Linked DNA regions of Homo sapiens: region 2 is linked to region 1. The links are chromatin contacts, found by Hi-C or POLR2A ChIA-PET in ENCODE. All regions are on one chromosome and are shown on one strand. The core of a region is the stretch at or near the end of the contact, and the rest is flanking DNA. Distances in the headings are between cores, read along the strand shown. Region 1 overlaps NKAIN1 (sodium/potassium transporting ATPase interacting 1). Region 2 holds the start of NKAIN1 (sodium/potassium transporting ATPase interacting 1).

Region 1 (4,745 bases), core at 799-3,298:
CCTGGCAGTAAGTCCTTCTGTCCCCCACCCTACACACACTTCCCGATCCCTTTCTTTAGCTCTGGTTGAGGGGATGGGTTGGGCGCAGTGGCTCACGCCTGCAATCCCAGCACTTTGGGAGGCCATGGCTGGTGGATCACCTGAGGTCAGGAGTTCAAGACCAGACTGACCAACATGGAGAAACCCCGTCTCTACTAAAAATACAAAATTAGCCAGGCATAGTGGCACATGCCTGTAATCCCAGCTACTCAGGAGGCTGAGGGAGGAGAATTGCTTGAACCCAGGAGGTGGAGGTTGCGGTGAGCCAAGATTGCACCATTGTACTCTAGCCTGGGCAACAAGAGCGAAACTCCATAAAAAAAAAAAAAAAAAAAAAAAAAAAAAAAAGAGGGAATGAACCTAGGTCTTCCGCCTGTCTGTCCTTTTGTCTGGATCTGTTTCCATATCCTGTACCGTCTTCCCTCACCGCTGCCCCAGCCCCTGTGCAGAGTGAACAGGTTTAGTGAGTAGGATGAGGCATCAGACTATGAATCAATCCTGGGTTTAAGTGCTCAATACACCCACTATGTGACTTTGGACAAGTCACCTGCCTTCTCGGAGCTTGTTTCCTTATTCACAAAAAAGAATGACAATACCAGCCTCAGAGTTGTGAGAATAAGAAAGTGACCCCAGTGGGCGTGATGCCTCATGCCTGTGGACCCAGCTACTTGAGAGGTTGAGGCAGGAGGATCACTTGAGCCCAGGAGGTTGAAGCTGAAGTGAGCCATGATTGCAGCACTGCACTACAGCCTGGGTGACAGAGTGAGACCCTGTCTGAAAGAAAGAAGGAAAGGAAGGGAAGGGAAGGGAAGAAAAAAAAAAGAAAGAAAGAAACTCCAAGATAGGAGTAGTTCCTGTTTCTAGAAGGGCCAGCCCTGTCCTAGGCACTTTGTACCCACAAAGTCACATAATCCTCTTTCTTCTTAACAAGCCATAAGGTATTGCCCAAGTCCAAGTGGGAAAACTGAGGCTCAAAGAGGTAAAATGATTACTTGTCTCAAGTTACACTTTCAGAAGAGTTAGACCATGTATGTTTGACTTTAAGGTGAAAACATTTAATTGGAAGTTGTTACGGTTTGCCTTCATCCTGGCATGCCTCCTCCCTTGCCAGTCAGAGCGTACAGGGCCCGGCAGGGGGCGGAGGAAGAGGTTCCCACTCCTCCTTCCTCCCTGACGTGTCATCTCCACTCCCAGCTGTTCGGCTTCGTGTTCGCCTGCTACGTGAGCAAAGTGTTCCTGGAGGAGGAGGACAGCTGTGAGTAAGGCGCCCCTGGGGAAGTGGGGAATCTGGCCCTGCGCCTTCAGCACCCTGGACAGAGGCCTGTGACTGGCCCCGGCGGGAGGGAGCCCAGGGTCGGCCACGGGCCCCTTTCGAGGGGAAGAGGCGGCTGGTATGGAAGGCTCTGCATACCAGCCCGTTCCAGGCTGGGGTCCAGACGTCCAGGTGCCCAGTCCCTGGCCCCAGCACCCCCTTTCCCCAATCTCGCCCCACCCCATCAGAGGTCTTGTCCCGTTTAGAGGCTCTAGCCCCGCCCCTGAGAGCCTTCTCTCCCATAGGACTGCCCGGCCTCCCAGGCCCAAGCCTTAAGGACTGGGGCCTGACCCTCAGCTGGCCCGGCCTCGCCGCCTCCAGACCCCCAGAGGCCCATCCCTCAGGGTCCAGCCGAAGCCCCGCCCCAGGCCCTGCACGGGGTCTGACCCTCGCCCCTCCCCTCCTCATGGCTTCTCTGGCTCCGCTTCCTAGGGTGGGAGTCCTGCCCTCAGATTCTTCCCCTTCAGGACCCAGTCTCCCTCTCCTCGCCCCCGCCGCCGATCCCTAACATGCGCCGCCCCTCTTCCGCAGTTGACTTCATCGGCGGCTTTGACTCCTACGGATACCAGGCGCCCCAGAAGACGTCGCATTTACAGCTGCAGCCTCTGTACACGTGGGTCACGGCCCCCTGCTGGCTTGGGGAGGCCTGGGCGTCGGGGTTGCGAAAAGGAGGGGATGGAGGAGTGGGCAGGGCAACCGGGTCTCTCCGCCCCCATACTTTTGGGATCCACTCTCCCTAACCTGCCTTTGTTTCCCGCAGGTCGGGGTAGCCTCTGCCCCGCGCCCACCCCGGCGCCTCGCCCTGGGCTGACCGCAGCTGCCGCGAGCTCGGGCCAAGGCGCAGGCGTGTCCCCCTGGTGGCCCGCGCGCTCACTGCAGCCTGTGCCCAACCCCGCGTCTGCATCTGGAGATGCGGACTTGGACGTGGACTTGGACTTGGACTTGGATTTGAGCTTGGCTCTTCGCAGCCCGGACTTCGGAGGAGTGGGGCGGGGCGGGGGAGGGGCACCACGGGTTTTTTGTTTTTTGTTTGTTTGTTTTTAATCTCAGCCTTGGCGTGAGCTGGGGCCTTCCTCTCTTCTCCAGCCTCTCCCTTTCACTCTTCACCCAGCATCCTGCCCCCCTGTCCAAAAACAGCAGGACATCAGACCCATCCCATCCCACCACACTCACTCACCAGCTCTGGGGAAAGCTACTGTGAACTAGGAGCAGGATTCCTGGGTTCTAATCGCAGGTCCATCACTGACTGTGACGTCTAGCAAAGCCCTTGCCCTCTCTGAGCCTCGGTTTCCGCACCTCAAGTAATTAATCCCTTAGCAAATGGACTCTTTTAGACTTCTCATTTAACTCAATTCCCTGAGCTAGACTGGGATTAAAATTCTCATTTTGCAGTACATTAAAACTGAGGCCCAGAGATGTGATTTGCTTGAGGCCACACAGCTAGATTTTTGGTGGAAGTGGGCCTTGAACACAGTGTACTTTCTGCAGTTTCTGACTGTAAAACCCAGTGTCTGCTCTCTGAGTTCCATTTCCAAGCCCCCCTCCATCTTGGACCTATGTGGTCTCCACCATATTCACACACCACCACCACCACTTGCCAATGCCTCTCTTAAAGCAATATACCCATTCGTTCTCTTATTGGGAACTGGATGGATGAAGCCCCAAATTCAGCCCCACCCACAGAGAAGCCTTCCTACACTCAGCCTCTGTCCACCCTTGGCAAATCTTTCAAGCTCTCTCCTCCAGGAAAGTGGGGCCCCAACTCAGTCACTCCACCCCCTTCCAGGTCCCTGAGGCTGGTTCTACTGTATCCCCATCACCTCCACAACTCCACTCACCCCTGACGGCTCCATCCACCTCACCAGTTGGAAGGCTTGTGGTTTCAGAGAGGAGCAATGCTGGTCAGCGCTGCCCAGACTCCAGTGTTTACAGATCACCAGCATTTACAACCAATCCAATGGCCAGAAGCCTCCTCTAACAAGCCCAGAAGGAGTTCTGAAGGGGCAGATGGGGGTGTGAGTAGTCGGGGAGTCGGGATTGCCAGCACCCTCACCCTTCCTTGGGGGCAAGTAGAGGTGAGAACACTTTCCCCACCTCCCTCCACAGACACTCCTGAGGACGCTGCATCCCACGCACTGCCTGGTGCGTCCATAGAGAGAGGATCAGGTCTCAGCATTTCATCTGTGAAAGAGGCATGGCCCTGGGTTAGAAAGGAGGGCAGGAGACATGGAGGAACTGGGGGGCACCCAGATGGTGCAGATGGTTTGCACACCTGAGCCTGTCTGTGGTGACCATTCCGCTCCTCTCCCACTACCCTCCAATCTATCATTCCCTACTCTCTAAGGCCAAAATATCCTGAGCAAGGCTGGCAACCCCACCCCACCATCCCAAATGCAAGCAGCCAGGCCCAGGAGTTCCTCTGGCCCCCACAGGCATGGAGCTCCCAGCTGGTGGGTACAGCTTGAGAGGGGGGCAGCTCCCTCAGGCTAAGCTACTGCCCTTCACTGGGCCAGCCCTGCCTCCAGCCCTCACCTCTCTCACCCCAACTCTCCCCCAAGCCCCTTTCTACTCAACGGGTGTAGCCACTGGTGCTTTGAAGCCTTTTGTTTTTATAAGATGGTTTTTGCAAGGGGACCAGGTTCTCTTTTCACTGGGACCTTGCAAGGAGGGGAGTGCTCTCCTGGTTTCTGTGCAGGCGGGTTGATTAAAGATGGTGTTTTCTTCTCTATCTTCCTGTCCTGCCCATTGGGTCTATAGAACTTTCTAAGTGAGAAGTCCCTGCATGAGGGCAGGCAGGAATGATTTGATGTTGATGTTATCAAATATTCCTGGGGTGGCCAGGCACGGTGGCTCATGCCTGTAATCCCAACACTTTTGAAGGCTGAGGTGGGCAGATCACGCGAGGTCAGGAGTTTGAGACCAGCCTGGCCAACATGATGAAACCCTGTCTCTACTAAAAATACAAAAATTAGGCAGGGCCGGGAGGCTGAGGAAGGAGAATCACTTGAACTTGGGATGCAGAGGTGGAGTGAGCTCAGATGGCGCCACTCTACCCCAGCCTGGGTGATAGAGCAAGACTCCATCTCAAAACAATAAAAAAGAAACAAATCCTGGGGCACTGGCCTGTAACTCTGACTGGGTGTGTAGCTTTAGGCAACTCACTCTCCCTCTCTATACTCATCCAAAAAAAAAAAAAAAAAAAAGCAGAGGTCAAACAAAATCAGTGGGTTCCCAAATGTGGCTTCATAATCCCTTAGAGATCTTCCTACTTATTTTCCTGATAAAATGCATTTTAAGTTTATGCTTTCAAATATCCTTTGCATCTTGGCTCTTCCTGAGAATTCAGTTCCGGGTGTGGAATGAAGTGACACACAGTGCTTTAGACACGGATTCC
Region 2 (4,745 bases), core at 1,450-3,949, 58 kb before region 1:
TAATTTTTATTTTTTGAGATGGAGTCTCACTCTGTCACTAGGCTGGAGTACAGTGGCGTGACCTTGGATCACTGCAATCTCCGTCTCCTGGGTTCAAGCGATTCCCCTGCCCCAACCTCCCTAGTAGCTGGGATTACAGGCATGCACCACCACGCCTGGATAATTTTTTGTATTTTAGTAGAGATGGGGTTTCACCATGTTGGACAGGATGGTCTCGATCTCCTGATTATCTGCCCGCCTTGGCCTCCCAAAGTGCTGGGATTACAGGTATAAGCCACCACGCCTGGCCTAATTATTGTATTTTTAGTAGAGATGGGGTTTTGCCATGTTGGCTAGGTTGATCTTGAACTCCTGACCTTAAGTGATCCGCCTGCCTTGGCCTCCCAGAGTCCTGGGATTATAGCGTAAGCCACAGCGCCCGGCCCCCTGCATGTTCTTGACTTCACGCTCTGCTGTGTTGCCATCTTGAAATTCTTAATTTTTTTTTTTTTTTTAGATGGAGTTTTGCTCTTGTTGCCCCAGGCTGGAGTGCAGTGGGGTGATCTCAGCTCACCACAACCTCTGCCTCCTGGGTTCAAGCAATTCTCCCACTTCAGCCTCCTGAGTAGCTGCGAATTACAGGCATGTGCCACCACACCTATCTAATTATTTTTTGTATTTTTAGTAGAGACAGGGTTTTTCCATGTTGGTCAGGCTGGTCTCGAACGCCTGACCTTGTCATCTGGCCAGGCCTCCCAAGTGCTGGGATTATAGGCATGAGCCACTGCGTCTGGCCGAAATTCTTAATTTTTTAACAAGAAGTGCTGCATCTTCATTTTGTGCTGGGCCCCCCAAACTATGTAGCCAGTCCTGGAAGAAAACAGTGACACATTTATTTGCATGCTTACTATGTGAGCAGCAAACAAGTGACAGTGCTGGAACCGGGACCCAGGCCGTTTGGGTCCAAAACCACGGGTCCTAACCTACATCTTACCATACTTCCTGTCTCTCGAATCAAGAGGGCTAGTGAGAGTGGAGAGGAAGGGAAAGAATAAGAACCTTCTGTTTCTTCCACCAGAACACTCTTCACTCCCCTGCCTCTCCTTCCTTCCTATTGTCGTCTCAGTATCAGTTTCGTTTCCTCAAAGAGGTGTTTCCTGGTCCCCAAACCTAAATTATGCCCCTCTCATTCTCTCTTTTCTCCCTTAGTATTTTATTTATTATTTATTTATTTTGACAGAGTTTCGCTTTTGTCGCCTAGGCTAAAGTGCAATAGCATGGTCTTGGCTCACTGCAACCTCCACCTCCCGGGTTCAAGCGATTCTCCTGCCTCAACCTCCTGAGTAGCTGGGATTACAGGTGCCTGATACCATCCCTGCCTAATTTTTGTATTTTTAGTAGAGATGGGGTTTCACCACGTTGGCCAGGCTGGTCTCGAACTCCTGAACTCAGGTGATCCACTCACTTTTGGGAGGCCGATCTCCACTCAGGTGGAGGTTGCAGTGAGCTGATTCAGCCTCCCAAAGTGCTGAAATTACAGGTGTGAGCCACCGTGCCACGTTTCTTCTTTAATATTCTTTAGAGTATTCATCAGAACTTTGCGTATTTATTTGTATATTTCCTTGTTTTAATGACAATCCCTCACTAGACTGTGTGCTCAATGAGGGCAGAGATTTTGTCGGGTTTTGTTCCCTTATCCCCAGCAGAGAACCTGGCACATAGTGGGTATTTCATAAATGTTAGTTGGAAAGTACAGTTTATAGAATGTAGTGACAGATCAGATGTAATTGTAGGGAAGCCTGGAGGATGACCTAGGAAATTCCACTTGGGTGATGCTAATTGCCAAGGTGAATATAGGAAGTTAGGAGTGGGACAGGAATGATTATGTGGATTTGAGATGTGTCCAGTTCGAGGGCTTTTGGGGGTGGCTTGGAGAAGGCAATCTTCTGCTGGGAAACTTCTGACTCTGTCCCTACTGCAGCCCAGGGTAGGGGCTCCCTACCTCCACCTGGGCAGATCTCTGCCATCACCCATCTCACTGGCGTGCTCTTGGGAGCCTATCTGTTCCCTGGGCGGTGCAGCTCTACGGGATTTGGAACAGTGTTGCAGGTCTCATCTCTGGCTCGCAGGGCCCCCAGGGGTGTGTATGCAGTCAGGGCTCAATAAATGCCAGTAGACGGAAAGAAGGAAGGCGAAAAATGTGGCCAGACACTCAGGGGAGAGGCTGGGGTGAGGAGCAGATCTGGGAACGTAAATAGAACTAGAAGTCCAAGTTGGAACCCTGGAGCCCTAGAGACAGGGTGGACAAAAAAGTGTTCCAAGCCAGGAGGCCAGGCACAGGGCTAAGCGCTTTATTCACATGACTGCATTTCATCTTCATATCTACACTAAAGAGGCATAATTATTCCTACTTTGTTCATGAGAAAACAGGTCCAGAGAGGTGACGTGATTTGCCCAAGGTCACACAGCGAGTGAGCAGCAAAGTCTGGATTTGACTCAGGGCTGTTGTCCCCTAAGCCCGCACGCACTCTTCCACTTCACTCCCTGCCTCTCCAACCCTCCACCTCCCTATCCCTCTCCCCTCCCCTCCGGCGGCTCCCCCGCCCCACCCCTCTGCCGTTCCCCCCAACTCCCTCCCTGTCGGTGGCGGCGGCGGAGCCACGTGGTGGGGCCGGGAAGCCGCGGCCGACGAGAGCCCGGGCGACTGCCCCAGCTGGGCAGTGCTGCTCTGCGCTGCGCCGCGCTCGGGGCTCGCTCTCCTTGCTCCGCGCTCCCCGCCAGCCGCCCCGGGGCAGGAGGCGCGCCTGACGGACGGCCCGCTAGACAAAGGAGGCGCGGCTCGGCGGGGCCAGCGCGCGGACGGACGGACCATGGACTCGGAGCGCGGGCGGCCGGCCCCAGCCTTGGGGACCGGACACTCCCGGGCCCGGCCCTAGGCGCCCGGCCCCGCCGCCCGGCGCGCCCAGCGGGGAGGACGTGGAGCCCGCGCGGCGCGAGCAGGCGGCGGCCGCGGAGCAAGAAGGGCGCCGCGGCGTGCGGCCCGCGCAGCCCCCGGAGCCATGGGCAAGTGCAGCGGGCGCTGCACGCTGGTCGCCTTCTGCTGCCTGCAGCTGGTAAGCGTCGCGTGCCCAGGCAGTCGGGGCAGGGTGGGGCGCGGCGGGGCGCGGTCCCAGGGCGTGCGGGTGGGGTTGCGTGTGTCTCTGTGTGTGTGTCTGGTGCGTGTGCCCGGGCGGGGGGTGGTCTGGAGTCTCGGAGCGGTCGGGCGGAGCCTGCTCCCGCTGGCCGGGCTGTCTCTTTGTGTGCGCTTCTCGCTGCTGTGCCCGGCGCTCCTCCGGTCCCCAAGTGCGTCCTGTGCGCGAGTCCCCGGCCCGCCCGCACTGTACAAGTGGCCTCCTGTTGGGGGATGCGCTGTGGGACGGTGGCTTGCTGGGACTGGGGGTGTGTCTGAGGCTGATCTGTGGATCCGTTGAGGTCCTGCTGTGTGTTTCCCTCTAGATCCCTCGTTTGCATGGGTCTCTCCCTTCCTCTGGGTCTCTGCCTCTGATCACCACCCCTGTGTGAGCGTTTCTCACAAAGTCTCTGCTCCGGCGTGTGTCTCTCAGGGTTTCTCTTTGGTGTGTCTCTAAATCGCTGACCATTTCTGGCCCATGTTCATCTGTGTTCTGGGATCTTAGACTCCAAGAACCCTCCAATCCTTTGTGTTGTTTCTGCCTCCCTTCACCTTCCTGACCGGGCAGTCCTGGGAAAGGAGAGCCACCTCCCTGGAGAGGGTCACCAGGAGCTGCCAGATCCTGGGCCAGCCTGACCCAGCCTGGACCACACTTCCTGCTTTGGTCTGGCCGCTGTGGCCATGGGGGTTCCATCAGTCATCAGTTCCACCCACCAGAGCAGCTCCTCTGCCGGGGCCAGCAACAGTGGGGATGGGGACACTTGGGTGCCCTAGGGAGGACCAGAGCATCTGAGGACACTGTGCCTAGCCCCAGCATAGGGAACTCAGGTTCTTGTCTCAGGGAGGAGTGACTGTAGTGGACTAGAAGAAACAGCACTGCCCTTCAAATCAGGCCCTGGCAGGGGAATTTGGGAGGGTGGTTAAGGAGAGGCAGGGGTCTCCTACCTACCCTAGAGCTGAGATTGAACAACTAGGGAGGTTGAAGCTGTGCTTCTCCTCTAGGCAGAGGTGCATGGGGACCTCCATCGCCGAACCCAGGTCTGAGAGTGGGCAGCGAGGAGCCTGAGCCCCCCTCATGCTGGACTCCTTGTTCTGGGTTTCCACTCTTGCCTGCATCCATCACGCCCTCCCCACCACAGGAGCCAATGATAATGTAGAGTGAAGTTTTGAGCCTGGACATGCAGACCTCCTCATTCGTCTTGCTTCTCTCCTCCTGGGGACACCAGCTTCAAACATGCCATCCACAGACCTGGCCTGGGCAGTGGTGGAAACAGCCCTAGCTCTGGAGATTGTAGCCCTGCTCCCAGCTGTGGGAGACTGGACAAGTGACTTCCCCCCACTGGCCGGCCTCAGTCTTCTTATCTGTAAAATGATTATCCCTGAGGATTGCAGAGGGAATTAATTAAGATCAGGTGGAATGGGAACTCCAGAAGGGCAGAGATTGTCTGTTTTTCTTTATCTACTTTGAGGAACATGAAATGCCAAGAAATGTTTAAACCTTTCAGAGGATTCTTCTGTGTTTGTTAATTTTTTAATTTTAAACTAGGGGTTTTTTTTAATTAGAAAAGTAATATACATATATTGTAAAAAATAAATA

What was found. Hi-C counts contacts between places; a loop is a spot of excess contacts on that map. ChIA-PET counts read pairs that join two places held with the same protein, here RNA polymerase II (POLR2A). Pooled maps may share reads with other maps.
Region 2: a map of dorsolateral prefrontal cortex shows a loop between it and region 1 (6-fold over the local background). The contact joins the promoter of NKAIN1 here to the enhancer-like site in region 1. A Hi-C loop is called at or near these places in 5 of 168 maps with a recorded cell type or tissue (Panc1, dorsolateral prefrontal cortex, head of caudate nucleus and 1 more) and 4 of 50 pooled maps. POLR2A ChIA-PET finds 5 or more read pairs at or near these places in 8 of 52 experiments (Caco-2, GM12878, H1 and 4 more).

Annotation. Positions count from the first base shown.
Region 1 is chr1:31,179,079-31,183,823 of GRCh38, reverse strand. It overlaps NKAIN1 (sodium/potassium transporting ATPase interacting 1), which reads left to right. Exons shown (of 7, transcript NM_024522.3): 4 at 1-7; 5 at 1,234-1,294; 6 at 1,883-1,964; 7 at 2,112-4,079. The coding sequence ends at 2,121. Among named protein-coding and RNA genes, the nearest start is that of NKAIN1, 58 kb to the left of the region's middle. RefSeq lists a silencer at 1,961-2,210. Within about 2 kb of position 2,048, at least 2 of the 41 ENCODE cell types and tissues checked have a DNase peak (open chromatin) inside an H3K27ac peak, as active enhancers do.
Region 2 is chr1:31,237,841-31,242,585 of GRCh38, reverse strand. NKAIN1 (sodium/potassium transporting ATPase interacting 1) reads left to right here and starts at 2,699. Exons shown (of 7, transcript NM_024522.3): 1 at 2,699-3,092. The coding sequence starts at 3,039.